Regions from separate parts of the Mus musculus genome. Here region 1 is linked to region 2. The links are chromatin loops, found by intact Hi-C in ENCODE. Cell type or tissue: left cerebral cortex. All regions are shown on one strand.

What was found. A loop is a pair of places that touch in the nucleus more often than their neighbours do. Peaks named below come from ENCODE experiments on the same cell type or tissue, not always from the same donor. Only the 100,000 strongest peaks of a DNase experiment are listed, where the experiment ranks them.
Region 1: a loop joins it to region 2, with 4 times the contacts of the local background. A loop is called at or near these places in 5 of 42 quality-filtered maps.

The regions. Positions count from the first base shown.
Region 1 is chr8:67,442,302-67,450,301 of GRCm38, reverse strand. No RefSeq gene overlaps it. Among named protein-coding and RNA genes, the nearest start is that of Nat1, 45 kb to the left of the region's middle. In left cerebral cortex, no CTCF peak of the experiment used is centred here; a DNase peak (open chromatin) is centred at 4,173; H3K27ac peaks cover 1,512 bases.
Region 2 is chr8:67,701,530-67,709,529 of GRCm38, reverse strand. The region is part of intron 15 of Psd3 (pleckstrin and Sec7 domain containing 3); the gene reads left to right. Among named protein-coding and RNA genes, the nearest start is that of Gm32888, 160 kb to the left of the region's middle. In left cerebral cortex, no CTCF peak of the experiment used is centred here; DNase peaks (open chromatin) are centred at 2,068, 2,416, 2,601 and 4,452; H3K27ac peaks cover 4,408 bases.

The DNA.
Region 1 (8,000 bases), 260 kb after region 2:
GACCATGCTTTACATCAGAGAGTGAGATGGATTAATGGCTACATTTTTGTTTTGTGTTTTTATTTCTCTACTTTTTCATAGTAAACATAAAGTTAAAAAATTAAAAAAATATGAAATCATCATGTCTATTTTGGACTATGCAATTTGATTTGTAAAAGGTTTTTTTTTTTTTTTTTTATCAAATACTCATTTCTGATTCAGGATCTTTCCAATCCTGTGCTACTTTATCACAAGCCCTTAACAATTTAAGCAAATCTTAGCTCTGAATTTTGGATATTCAACCCAACTCACTGTGTGTATGTACATTTTAATCAGGATTCAATGTTAATGCCTATGTGCCTTAATGAAGATTTAAATCCTCAAAGGACTATGAGCATTATGTATAGGTGTAGATCCAAATACTAATGCAGATTCTTTCAGGCAGAAGAACAAGACTGACTAAAGTACACTAACAGATGGGAGTTTTAATGAGAGGAGCTATTCTAGGGTGGTCTAAGGGATGATCATCATCAGTGGATAAACTATTTTCTTCTTTTGATTCATCTATTATTTTTCTCTATATGTTTACTAGCTGGTTTATTTGTATAGTACTAAGTTCCTTAACATTAGAAATGATATGGGTAAGGCCACTAGTGTCTGCATTTAGGCACTTGTCACCAATTCTAATCACCTGATTAGATCCCTGGAACCTACATGGTAAATGAAGAAAGCTTACTCTGAAAATTGTCATCTGTCTTCCATATTTGTGCCCTGGCTCATATGTTTACACCTGCACCTATACCCATCCACAACCATGCCCACCCCCCCAGCCACCTACACCCACCCACATCTATAATTACCCACACCTATAACCACCCCCATGCCTATCCACACTTACACCCATCCATACCTATACCCACCCAAACCTACATCCATCCACACCTACACCAACCCATACCTACACCTACCCCCATACCTGCCCACACCTACACCCAAAAAGCTTTCTGCTTCTGCAGGGAAAGCCCCATGTTCAGACTTATGTGAGTATTGTCAGGATTGACATCTTTATAGATATTAGAATGGGTCTCAGTTTCTTCCCATGCTTCCTTTGGGTGGTGGCTTCCCTTACTTAGTTCCTTGTCTTGTTAGTTGTCCATTGGTAATCTTACTACATGGCAGCCAGCTTCATTAAAGTGAGTAAGCAAGAGGATGATGGAGAGACTGCAAGGGATATCACATTCTTAGCACTTAACTGTGAGGTGACACACACGACTTAAATAGGGGTTCTATTCAGTAAATTAGGTATATTAGACATACCCGGCACTTAGACTTAGGGCAATATACAAAGGCACTTTTTACCAGTGTGTGGGAGATCACTAGAAGAATTTTAGAAGACTCTTTGCTCCATTACTTTCTGGTCTCCATGTAAAAGCTTGTACTATTTTTCTTTCCTCTCCCCACCTCATTCTACACGCCTCCACCCCAATCTTGTTCTCTTTTCTCTTTCTTTCTCTGTGTCTATTTTTTTGTATCTTTGTATGTCATTCATTCCCTCCATCCCTTTGTCCTTCCCTCCTCCCTTTCTGTCTTTCTTATTGTGTATGTATGTTTGTGTGTATGTGTGTAGATGTGTTGAAGGTCAGGAGTTGGGTGTCTTCCTTAGTTGTTGTCAACCTTATTTTTATACAAGATGTCTCACTGAACCTGGCGAGCACTGATTTGCTGGCCTCGCTGGTAGCAAGCTTTGAGACTCATTCTGTTGCCACTTCTCTGCCGCAGACTATCCCCTTTTTGGGTCTCTTATCTGGGTGGAACGGGTCTCTGGTTGCAGGTGGACAAGGAGTCGGTGAATGACAGAAGCGACACACAAGATTGTGTAGAACCTGAATGTAATTTGTCAAATCGAGCATCAAACTTTTTATACAGAAGAAAATAGGGAAGTTGGGTGACACACCGGCAAGGTACAAAGAGGTTACTGGATTCTTACTCAAAACAGAGGAATGCAAACACGGAAGGACCAGCAGGAACCAACTGGGATAAAATTCAATGTTAACAACTGGGATCAAAAACAGCTCCACCTAAGGTCCACTTAATCTTAGAAGCCAGGGGCAAGGGCTTTGTGCCCTTGCCATAGTTCCTACTCTAGTCTACTATATTGTCCACCTTCCCCTTAGGCCATTGCAAATACTTGTATATGGGTGTAACTCGGCTATCTATAATTCTAAGTATCTACTGTGGTTCCTTCTTAGATCACAAACTTCCTTCTTCCTAGATAATGGTAAATTCCTGCATAGGGCAGTGACTTAGCTATGCATGCCCAGGGTCGGATCAAGGACTGCCTAGAATCTAACTTAGCTATATGTCAAAATATCAATCCTTAGGAGCACTTGTAATAAAGCAATATTAAGGGAAAGCACACAGATCCATTTACCAACTAAAGCAAGGACATTGGAGCATTCTTTATACAGGATGCCACGGTTGCAGGAGACTAAGTTTCCATGAACTTTTCGTCTCGGGACAGCGCCCTGGTTTTCAGGGCCTGTCATGCCTGTCGCTACTGGAGTGGATAGAGCACTTCTCCAGCATCGTGTTCACAGGGTAGGTTTTTTTCACATAGATGCTGTGGTTCTGAGTTCTGGTCCTCATGCACAGACAGCAAGAACCTACCAACTGACCCATCTCTCCGGCCCCCAAATACCTTTCTGTTTGCAAGATGTGCCCTTAATTTTACCACACATAATTCTGTTATAAGGAGAAGCCATAAGTTGGGTCTCTTTCTCTTACAATTGAAAAGGTTGTTTTCTGAAGAGAAATTCATCCCCCAGGAATAATAAATCCTGAAGCTTCTATGTGCTGCTCTTTAGAAGCCTAGAAACTGACATAGCCAAACTGAGGATGGCAGCCAAACAGGACTAGTGTAGCCAGTGTTGCTCAGTCTTTCCTTCACTGACTGATCAATGTAATCCAACTTTGATCGTCTGTCCATATCTTAAGAACTAAGATATGGTAAAAGAACTAATATGGTAAAAGACTAGTTAGGAGACTAGAGAGATGGCCCAACTGATAAGATCACTGACTGCTCTTCCAAAAGACCAGGGATCAATTACCGGCTCCCACATGGCAGCTTCCCACATGGCTTTTCACAGTCACCATCTGTGACTCCTGTTCCAGGGGGATCTGATGTGCTCCTCTGGCTTCCATGGGGAACAAGCATGTATGAGGTACATAGACATACGTATAGGTGACATGCCTAGTCTCATAAGATTATGAACTAAGTGCAGCATTAACCTCCCCCTTTGCTTCCAATATCGCATCCAGAATCAAGATTGACTTGTCAGACCTACTTTTGTCAGTGCAGTTTGGGTTTAGCTCTGGACAGTACATTTCATACTCTGGGCGCCATGATGGAGCTGAGTGATGCTGATAAGATGTGGCAATATGAAGGGAGAGTTGGGCAGAACCATAGGTACTATCTACATAAGAGATTATGTACACAGTGAGCCCTAGACAAAGTAAGAAATTGAAAATGTAATGATGGCTGGGCTGGGACCCACTGAATAGACGAGAATGAAAATAGGCCTTTGAGGATGATCCAAGACTAAGTAAAGAATATGGAGATATATTGCAGGCAACTAAAACTCTAGTTATAATAGAGAAAGTGCCTAAAATCTCAGGGAACATATTCTGTAAGACTCCCTGTTCGTGGGTTATATAATTTAATAGGGAACAACACTTTCTTATGATGATTCTGAATGGTCAGTTACCATGGTATAAAATTACATATGCATGCATATATTCTGTGATTCTTGCCCTTAGTATTAAGTCTAGGTAGAAAGATAATACACAGATATAAAAGAGATATAAGTCTCATGATGTGTGCTATGGGCAGTATAGCTTATGGGTGTTTGGGAGAAAAGAAATCAAGTCTATGTTAAAATGTCTTGTAAACTTGGACTTGATTCTTTTTAACCATTATCAATGCCTTGGATTTAGACCTAGAATGCTATCCTATTTGGTTTGGTTGACACAAGAGAAGGTGGTCATGGAGATTCCCTGTAGGAAGACAAATAGTGAGAAAGGAGCACAGTTTTATCTGGAACATACGAATTACTTGGTTTTGAACAAGGAAATATGACTAAGCACAGTGGGGGTGGTGTTTTGGAAAAAATATGGGGCTATTTCAGCCAAAATCAGAGAACACAACCTGGAGTCTTGGTTTCTAATGAATTATGGAACAGAAAGTATTTCCATTTGTTCTCGGGTAGGTGGTGCAGTGGCCAGAGTATTTTATATTTTAAATCTCCATTTATTTATAATTCAGAATTAGACAAGGGTGATAGCTGAAGAACCAGGTTTCCAGAACAATTATGTTGGACTAGTGAGAATGGCATTTGACGTCCTTTCTGGAACAGACTTATGTTGGAACAAAGTCAATGAGCCCATCTCCCTGTGCTGCTTTCTGTGCTCAGGAAGGCAGCATGGGGCTGTTGTTTGCTGACTTTATTCCAGTTATCTGCAGAAGCAGAGGCACTATCAAGCACATAGAACTCCTACCACAATAACTCTGCTGAGGAGACACTGTGTTGAAGGTCATTGAACCCTCTATCATGATCATTTTAATTTTTGGTTGTCTTTGTTTTTTTCTGGCTGGCCCAGGACCACACCTGAACTAAATAGAGCCTGTGCTTGTGTGTGCTGTCTGTAAACCAGAAGTACTAAATCTTAGGACCTATCTCACACTGAATGAGTCAATCCATGTATTAACTAAGTGACTTGCATATGCTTCCAAGTTTGAGAAGTACTTATGTCATACACCCTGAATTCAGCCTGGAGAATGTAAGAGGTAGAACCTCACTCCATCTCTAAGCCCTACCTTCTTCACCTTGGGCCCTTGAGAATCTCTTGTCTTAAATTATCACAGGATCTGAAGATTGCCCATCTCACTTGAGAATACAAGATAATTGGAGTTACCTAAGACTCATGGGCTTTGAAGAATATATATGAATTTTGGAATTAAAACCAAGAAAGACCAAGTTGGTCACTCTAGTCACATCTATTGATAATCTATTTAACCCTTACAGGTTACTGAATCCCATCCCAAATTCTGGGAGTGTGAAATGCATGGCATATGGAAACTGATTCCCCCAATTATGATTGGCTCAGGCCAATTTCTTATAAACAACAGTAGACAGGTGATGAAGGGTTATCTCTCTGGTCTTTGCAGTCAGGCTTATATATGGAGGTCTTTGGGAGGAAAGTAAGAAAGCAAATGAATGCTTCTCTAAATATTGCCACTAAGAATACTGTAAATGTAATTTACAGAGTAGCCTCTACTTAAATTTTATATTTTATTTTAATGCTGAGAATGGAATCTAAGCCCTCACTCATGTTAAAGAACTCTACCACTGACCTACTCACATAGCCCACCTTATAAGATTGTTGTATGTGGTGTGTGTGTGTGTGTGTGTGTGTGTGTGTGTTGTGTGTGTGTGTGTGTGTGTGTGTGTTTGTGTGTACCAATATTACTATTCTTGCCTGCCCTTATCTGTGTGGAAGCTAGAGGTTGACATGGAGTGTTAGAATTTCTCCATAACTATTCCTCATTTTTGGAGATAGGTATGCCTTAATTATTTTTCTATTGTTGTGAAGAGACAATATGACCAAGGCACCTTAAAAGACATGTATTGGGACTCATGTTTCCAAAGAGTTAGAGTCTATGATCATCACAGCAGGGAGCATGATGAAAAGCAGGCAGGTATGGGGCTAGAGCAGCAGCTGAGAGCTTACATCCTGATCTGAGAGAAAAGGGGGTAAGGAGGAGAGAGTAAGGGTGGGCCTAACTGGGAATGGTATAAGCTTTTGAAACCTACCCTCAAATGACACATCTCCTCTAACAAGACTACAGTCCTAATTATTTCCAAACAGGTCTACCAACTACAGACCAAGGGGTCAAAATAATCAGTCTATGTTGGAGGGGAGGCATTCTCATTCAAATGACCATAAGGAGTAATGAAAATGTATCTTAAACGTCACAGATGACTTGGGTAGGGGTCGGGGCTGGGCCTGGGCTCTGTGTGTTCTGTAGTAGTAATAATAATTCTGTACTTTGGTGTCCAGCCTTTCAGATCACTGAGTATAGTTTCTCTTCTGCAGCATCCAGTCTGTGTTTTGACATTCTGTGCTAGGCTGTCCTGAGGTATGGATGATAGACACTGACAGTTGCTGACAGTGACTATGGATCTTGCCATTACCCCAGGCTCTAGTTTCTGCCTGCAGTAGCATTGACTTCCTAGTACCAGGCATCTGCCAATTGAGCACATTTCTCAGCATTTCTGTCTCCATTTTGTGGCTTGTCAATATCAAAGTAAATAGTTTATCTGTCTTTGAGTGAGGGAGCCTTACAAGGTGGATGGACCCAAATAGTTACCTCCACCAGCAAAAACTGGGCCCTCTGGCATAGCATTAGGTCACAATAACATAGTTCAGGAAACTGGAGGAGCTGAGGGTGTAGTTATGCAGCAGAACGCTTATTTATACAGCATATGCAGAGCCCTGAGTTTGATCTGCATTATCACCACACAACTAGCAGAAAAATAGAGCATGGACGTTGTTCTGAAACTCCCTCTCAGCCAAATTTATTTATGTGTTTCTATTTTGTTATTACACCCCTCACTTCCTTAGAGAACTTAAGTCTTTCCTTTTTCCAGTGATAACAATGTTTTTAGAGGATAAAGTTCCATGAGGTTGGGTCTCTAAGGGACTCATATGAGAAAGAACAGTATGTAATTTAAAACATATTATGCTACCGTAATTAGAACAATGAATTAGAGAATTATTAGGGAGGCTTTCAAGTGACTGCTTAGATGAGATTATGTCTGCTTCCAGGACCTGATTCTTAATGATCTTTATTCTGTTCATGGCTAAACTCTCCTGAAAGGTCACTGTAAATAGAGACAGACATTAGAGCAGTTGCTCATACCGTCAGAATTCCCTGTGTGCACACATGGAGGCTACATTCGATAGTAGAGAGGCGGGGTTTTAAACACAACTTCAATCAGCTTTTTAAATCAGTTTGCTCATCAATCAGATTCAAGGAGACTTGGCACAAATATCCTTATCTTTATTAGCCCAGAACAACAAACTACCTCTGATTTCTCATTCTTCCTTCCAAACTTTATAATTTTTAAAACAAAAGAAAAAAGCATAATGAGAGAAACTCTTGGAATATTGATACAAAGCTTTAGACAATACATAAAGATAGAGATAACTCTTCCTGAAGCACCATGACTTTCTTCCAGGGTTTGTTTTTAAGTAGGTTGGAGGATTGAAATAACACAAAGCCATGCTTATTAGGAAGCAAAGTAATCATCTTATACATAGCTTTACCTCCAAATCTTTAGTTCAATTGTAATAGAGACATCCCAGCTTGCTTGGCTCTCTCCATAGCTAAACAACCTTCCCACCTGGAGTGTTCTCCAGGAAGATGGGAAGGCATCTTCACTAAAGTGGAAGCTGAAGGCAGGACACGTGCCCCACCTTGAAAGTAAGAATATGGTAAGAATATGGTAAGAATATGGACCAGAGACAGAGACATAGGCTCAGCTAATCTAATGTCTTGTTAATGGTTCAGAATCTAGAGAAGAGACTCAAGAGATGCCAAGTCTTCCCGAGGCACTTATAGTAAATCTGATGAATTTTAGGGAAAGGGTCTGAGTCAACCCTCAGTGTAAGTGAGTGTCCAGTGAATGACCTGAACCAAGTGATCTTTATTACACATTTCATTTTTATATCCTTGCCTTCCTGATAATTTTAACAGTTAAAAGTTACCCACTAGCTCAGTATGACTGGAGAAAGGAAAGATAAAGGTTATTCAATGGCAGAAACCAGCCTGCTAACTCCTTTGGGAATTCAAATGAGCCTAAAGAACAGACATTATTATGTAATTAAGTCTGACCAGGTGTAGTTACAATTCTCCACTGTCTTTCCTGTCATAAATATTACGATTTTAGGACAGGGGTAGA
Region 2 (8,000 bases):
TACACGTGCTTTGATTGCAGTGTCAATTCACTTAAGCAAAAGAAGCTCTTTCCTTCCTGCGGGCTCCATCACGTTGCATCCGATGGCTCCACGTCTGTCTTAATGCTTAAAGGTGTCCAAGCCTCAAACCCAGTTACTGAGACTGCAGCCAGTCATTTAGGACTGAAACTCTAGTTGAGTTGTTGAATACTGGCTTCAGAATTCACCATCCCAATATAGTTTGAGTGCCACATGAAATTAGTGTGTCATAAATTTAACCAATTCTGTTGGGTGATAGGTCCTAATAAGTGAATTCAGCTCAATGTTGCTCACTCACTCCTGGCTGCCCTTGCCTTCTGCCCTGCACTCTAGTATAGTACTACATGAAGACTCATAATTCCTTGTTCATCATAAACTTCCCTCCTCAGCCACTCTCTATAACCACATAGATTGATAGACAGCAAGTACAGAGAAGTAAAACTTTTTTTTTTAACAAATGGCTGGAATGTGGGTGTGACTTTGGAATTGGGCAATGGGTAGCCAATGACAGTTCTGAGATAAATGCAGGGAAGGCCCAATTGTCAGGAGTGAAGCATAAAAATAATTCTGTTAAGGGCTCTGAGAAAGGAAGCTAACTAAGGTGTGCCTCGTGTTTCCCAGAGAGTACTTCAGTAGTACTTGGCATAACAGAGACAGTCAAGAAGCACAAAGTCTCAGAAATGATAATTAGTACTAGACAAGGAGTCAAAGCCATGCTTGGTAAATAGGTGCAAAGCAGAGTTGTCTGTAGCCTAGGCCATTCGAAAAGGCTGATTCAAAATTGATAAATTCTAATAATAGAAGAAGTTAGTAAGCAAAATATTGAGGAAGTGGCTTGGCAACCTTTAATCACATATAGTAAGATGAAAGAGGACCAAAATTAAAGACAGAATTTAATCATCAAATGAAAGCAGAGAAAAAAAGATTTGGAAATGTTACAGCATGATCCTATAAAGTGTGAAGAGTCCTATTTAGGAACACAACCACAGGGATAGCCAAGCAGCTAGTTGCTGGAGAGGCTAGCCTACATAGAAGAGGTCATTGGAACAATGGTAAAGAGACACCAAGGCTATGTCAGATGTCTGAAGATCACAGCTCCAGTAGTCTTGACTACTAACTTCTAAAGAGGGTACCACAGGATCTTAGCATGTCGGGGGGGGGGATCACAAATTCCTGTGTAGCATCTCTCAGCCACAACTATGGCTTCATCCTCTACTTGGACAATGTAAGTCATAAGCTTTGGTAATTTCCTTACAGTACCAACTCTATGGGTATGTGAAATGAAAGAGCTTCCATCATCTCCTCCACTGAGATTTCAAAGGAATCTGGAGGACACTCAGTGGAGATTTGTCATAGAAAAGCAACCACTTCAGAGCCCCAACAAAGATAATGTCTAGTATAGGTGTGAAATCAGGCCCTCTACAGAGTCGCCATAGGAGAAATACTTGTTGGTGCTTCAGAGGGGAAGTCCTCAAGACTCCACAACTATAAAGCTACTGGTATGCAAATACCAGTGTAGGAAAACTTTAGGCATTAGACTCCAACCTCCATGTGGTTTTGCTGCCTAGACTAAGCACAGCAAAGGATTGAGGCTGAATATTACTGGCCAGGGGCCTTCATCCCTAGGCCAGGAGACAGGACATGAAGTTGAGATTTCTCCAGCTTTAAGATTTAATGTTGTTTTCCCTGTTGAATTTGCACTCACATGGGAGCACAACAAAACATTTTTCATGTGTTTCTATATCCTAGAAAGAGAATGCCTAGAAAAGGAATAAATACCTTAGAAGGAGAATAAAGTATCTTTTATTTTGTGAAGTCTGGTGATTATCACAACCTCTCTGATGAAGATACATCTTCAATTAAAATGAATTTATGCTTTGAGTACCACCCATATCTTACTTACATGAGATTCTAGACTGAAGACATTGCTGAGCTGTGGTATTTGCTAGGTTAGAGTATTGAGTATATATTTGGCTTACTTTAAATTTATGCCAGGCTTGTCAGAACATACCCCACATAAGGAGCATGCAAACTGGGAAAGAGATTCAGTATTCTGCATTGTGAGAAAAACTTGAATTTTAGAAAGTAAAAGTGGAATGTTGTCATTTGAAAGTCCCTAAATGCATGTGTCATACATAAGCCAGAAGAACTCATTAGGTCATGACAGCTCTGCCTTGACAGGTAGATTGCAGTCATTGCCCTAGACAAGGTTAGGTCTCTGAGAAGGGCTTTGTTAGAAAACTAAACATGTCCTTAGCTTGTTGTGTTTTGCACCCTCCTGTCCCTCTTGCTCCTACTCCTCCTCCTTCTCCTCCTTCTGCCATCAGATGACAGCAACCAAAGGCCCTAGCCAAGTGCTAAGGCAATGCTCTTAGACTTCTCAATCTCCAGAGAATGAGTCAAAGAATTCTGTTAGAAGTTACTTACTCTTGGATATTTATAGTGGCCCAAAACTGATAGAAACATGTTCCTTTGTGCTTAGAAGGAAGACACTTGCTGGTTAATGTGTTCTCACATTTGTATTAATCATAAGAGTGTCAGCTTCTCTTATGACTGAAACCAGGCCTTAGAAGCTTCCTTGACTTAGTGGGCTGGAGTTCAACTGAGTCCCTTCTCATAAAATTGTGACCCAGAGTAGCATATGCTCATGACTTAACACAAGGAGGACCCACACAGGCCACATGCCTGCAGAAGTCAATTTTAGAAACAACAAATGTCTACTCTAACAAGACATAACAATATTTTAAGAGAGAATATATTAAATCTAAAAAATCTGGGGCATTCTTAAAGATGCATTCTTTCCTGAGTTTGTATTTGTCTTGTCAATTAAATTGACTTTATTTCTTCTCAAGCTGGTATGTTTAAGGACAAGAATACATTGCCTACAGTCATTACGGGAAAGTGTCTGAAGGCCACACAGTATTAATTAGAATTGGCTAAGCTTCCATTGCACTGTCTGATTTTTGTTTCATAGTTGTTAGTGGGTAGTTAGCTTGATATATTTCCTTTTGATAAAATTCTGATTACTTCCTCATGTTGCTCATTTTTCATTTCTCAACACTGTACCAGTAATTTCCAGAACAGGAGCTCTGCAACTGACACGCTTCCCATTCCTAAGAGCAATGGAAGGCCCATTCCAGCCCCCTGCCAAGAGCCACAAAGCAACCCACCTTTGAAACATTATCTAGATACTAAGTTCCTTGTTCTTAAAGTACAAAGACAAGAGTTATTTCCCTTTAGCTCCCTAGTGACTAATAAAGAGAAATCCCATTAACCTACTTAGAGATAATTGGTACCCCAGTCTGTCTCTGTAACTGGGTCTAGCCTGGAACTGAATGCTACCTCCTTTGAAGACAGCATCATAGACATAGTGTCATGTGTTTGGACTTGAGGAACCAAAATAGCACAAGTTAATAGAATTCCTGGAAATTTAACTTTTTTTTCCCTTTTAGTTGAAAGCTATCTTAAATTATGTACAAAGATAGAGACCAAAAATCAGCAATATCTAGATGTTCATCTCAGGTAATAATAGAATCAAGAATCTTTGTTATTTGTAATTCCATATTGTATTACACAATGCAAAAAGACTAAGAAGTCTTGAAGTTTAATCTCTCACTGATTACAGTTGCCAGCAAAGGGAAGAAAGGCCTAGAAACACATTCTTTGAGCTTCATTTAAGGAGAAGTTAGTGCCTTGCCTTGAGAAGACAGACTAAGCATTCAGTTATTTCCTTGAACTGACTCAAACCCTAAGTCTTTTCTTAATCAGCTGTGCATATGTTCCTAAAGCGTCTTCTTTAATGACTGTCGCTTTCCTTTTGCTTAACATGGCATCCAAAGGAAAAGGAGATGAGAGTGAAAAAAGGGAGGGGTATGATTAGCAGAGACTGGGAGTCATCTGCCTATAGTTCTGGAGGATCTGGAGAAAGATGTGGTGTGAGCCAGAGTCAAGACCAGCCTATGGCACTGTAGCAAGACGCTTTCTCAAAAAGCAAAGCTCTGTACTAATCAAAACTGTGCAGTTCTGATAGCTAGGGCACAGCTCAGTCATCGAGTGCTTACCAGTTATACATAAGGTCTTGGTTCTAATCCTTAGCACATGAATACAGACAAACAGACAACAAAAACTTAACGTGAAACTGATGTATCTATTAAAAATCAGTTGTGGGGGAGTGGTTCAGTAAAACAGAAAAGATCCCAGAAATGAATTCCTGAATATAAGTGTGATGGCTATTCTTGGTTGTCAACTTAACTACATCTGCAGTGAACTAAATCTCAAGCAGCTGGGTACCCATGTGAAGGATTTTTTTTTCCCTTAATTAAATCATTTGAAGTGGGAAGATATATCTTTAATCCAGATCTTTGGAGGGGGGACGATCTACCTTGAATCTGGGCCACACCTTCTGCTGGCAGCCTACATAAAGAACATGGAAAGGATGCTTTAGCTCCTTTCCTGCTTGTTAACACTTTCCCTAGCGAGTCCATTCCTTCACTGGTACCGGAGCCTACTTCTTAGGGTTCTGGCATAAACTGAAGACAAGCTGAGACATACAGCCTCATGGACCGAACAACTACTGGATTCTTGGATCACCCATTGGTAGAGAGCCATTGTTGGACACGTGGGACAACAGCCTGCAAGCTAGAATGACTGAGAATCTAGTTGCTTCTCGGCCCACAAGACTGGATGCCTCAGAAGTCCCCTGTGCTGCAGACCTGAAGGGCTTCTTAAAAACTATGACTATTGTCTATACTTGAAGGCTGAAGAACTGAGTTTTGATGGAAGCAGCAGTGATAGACAGCAGCTATAGAATAGATAGGTTCACCAGCAAGAGGCCAAGGCAAGCAGTCAAAGAAGAACAGTGTTTCCCTCTAACCTCCTTATATCAGGGACACCTTCCCTGTTCCTGTCAATCCTTCCAGAAAATGCCTTTTACAGACTTACACAGAAGTATGACTTATTTGACTCCAGATTCAGTCAAGTTAACAATGATGATCAATGAATACACATGCAGAGCACACAATTACAAATACTGCGTGCTGTACTTACATTCCTTTGTTTCTGTTGCTGATAATTTGACACAGTCTGAGTAAGTAAATAAGAGATTCATTTTGGCTCATGGCTGTGGTTCATGGTTAAAGGCTGTATCTGGACCCACTTTGCTAGCAGGTTCCAATCAGCCAAGCATAGGGTATTGCGAGACAGTTTGCATCATGTGTGTAAAAAACTTGGCCAAATTAACTTTGATTACAGATTTGATCATAAGATAAACCCATTTACCTGCATTAATCCATTAATCCACTAGAGAGGACAGGCTCTTTATCACCTCCTAAAGGTCCCACTTGGCCCTACCTTTTAATATATCATAATTGGAATGTAATTTCAACATAAGTTTTTGAGAGGACAACCTGTATTCAAAGGGTATAGAATGCTTCAATTTCAAAGAATAATGAAATGGGAATCTATTGTAGTGAGTGGGCAATGGATAGGGTAGCTTGGACCAGAGTACCCATCAAAGCTTGCTCAGGTTATGCTTTAAGGAATGCCTAGAGCATAAAGAGACTGATCTGCCCATCATGACTTACACTGATGGATTTTGTACTGTGTAGTTGTGACAGACAAGCTGTAGTGAAGCACTCTGGAAACTGGGGGTGAGGAGATGGCTTAGTTGGCAAAGTTCTTGCCAAGCAAGCATGCACATATTAGTTTAGATTCCTGGAACCTTTGTAAAAGCAAGGAACAAGTAAGCATATGAACCTCCACCTACTGGGGAGTAGAAACAGGCAGATTACTGGAGCTCACTGGTCAGCCAGGCTAGTTAAACAAGTGAGATCCAGGTTCCGTTAGAGACTGTCTCATAAGAGGACCGAGGGAGAACGTCAAGTCAAACTGTGGCTTATGTACATGTGCAGTGTGCCTACTGCATGAACATGTACACGCACACACACACACACACATACATACACACACACACACACACATACATAAACACACACTGATAGCAAAAAACATATTTTTAAGGATACAGTGGATAACTTCAGTTAATTCTTATAGAATCAGAAGCAAAATCAAAATATAATCCAAAAGATTATTAACATGAGTGTATTATATGTTGGGTTTTTTTTTAAAGGTAAAGTTTTTGTCTTAGAGAGGTAAAGGGAAAATTTACAGAAATAGCAAGCAGTATTTCTCTAGTTCAAATGTTTATATCTTGAGCAAGTAGATTAGTTTTGTATACCTATGGTTCAAGATACAACTTGTTTCACTTTCCTGAACAATAAATTCTTGAATTCCAGTAATCCAGTCATCAGTCAAGGTGAATTTCTCACCATTGATTAATTTTATACTCATTTATGGTCAAAACTGTTACAAGGAGGCCTGGGTGCTAACATTGAGAATAGGCACAGCCACACACCATTGGTTATCCTGTTTTGGGGTTGAAGCTAGACAGTCATTTTTTGAGATTTCTCTTAGAACACAATGTTTAGTATTTTATTTTCTAAGTAAGCTTTATTTTATGGTTGCAGAGGGCAAGGAAGGGACCATAGAATGATAACAGGTGATACTCTCAAAACACTGTAGGCACAATACCTTTTGTGTGTGTTAGTGCAAGCTTTTGACTTCTGCTTATATCATTATAAAAAAGGTTTTCATTTCTAATTATTTTAGAAACCACATGTCACTAAGATCATTAGAGAACATTAAAGCCAAAATCAATACTGAATCAAAAAAAAAAAGTGTGCAGACATTATTAGTTTTTTAGTTTTCCCAGAATGCAAGGTATGCACACTGAAAATGTATAGTATTTACTGTATTTAGATAATGGCTTACCTAAGTGTGCAGATAGGTGCCTACTATATAAGAAGAATGGGGTGAAAACCCTCAGGTTCTTTCATGTTAGGAGTCTGATCTGCCCACTGCTGCTTTCTGAAGTTAGCAATAGTAAGCTAAGTGGTCATGAAGAAAGTAAATTGCACATCAGTTCTGCCATGACCTTCAGGAAAGCAGACTGGAGATAACAAGTCTGTACTTGAATAAACAAGCACTTTGCAAACTCCTTGCTCTGTTTCTTTTGATATGGCGTTTATTTCTTTACTTTCCTGTATAGAAATCGAGAAGCAAACTTTGCTTTGTGTGTATGTTACTGCTTATTTTGTCTAAAGATGACCTTTTACCCTACCTCTATCATAAAACAAGATGTTAGGATGTGGTTTCAGGAGCATTGGGCTGTGAATATACATGAGCAATTAGTGTTACAAAGCAACATGGCTTTCATTGGGGGTGTGTCAATTGCATTCCTATATTAGAGAACAGAGGGAGGAGACACTGTTATATTAAATGAGATGAGAGATTCTGAGCAGGGCTTGGGAGAAGGGAAACCATCAGATGCAGTTACGCTTATATGTGGGTTTGATGAAATGAGTTTCAAAGTATCAGTTGCTGAGGTTTGTTTTTTGGTTTGTTTGTTTGTTTGTTTGTTTTCAGAGAGTAATTAACATTTAATCCAAGTAGCATCATACATGGGCTTACACAGTATTTTTGAGTCAGCCCTCATAGACCTTGCTACAAAGGGAAATAGCGTTTTCCTACAAACTGGAGAAAGATTTTTTTTACAGGGAATTAAGGATAAGCATAATAAAAATAGTAAAAGCTAAAGAGGTTACAGATTGAAGAAATTATCTTAGCTTTTAAAAGGCCACTCGTATTTGAATTGTCCTTTGCACTTGGTGTTGATAGAAGCTTCATGAAAACAGCTAATTCCAAGAAACTATCAGAGAAAACTTGCTGGCCTATCTCCCAGAAACAACACGTATGCATTTGGGCACCTAAGTACTTTCCCCTCTTGTACTTTGTAGAAATCCCATCTGAGGTTGTTATCAGGCAGTGAATTAGGTCATGTAGTCTAGACTGCTGGAAATCTGTCTACACTATTGGGACAGCTTTGAGTAAGAAAGGTGATCTTGCAGCTCTGAAATATAGATCTG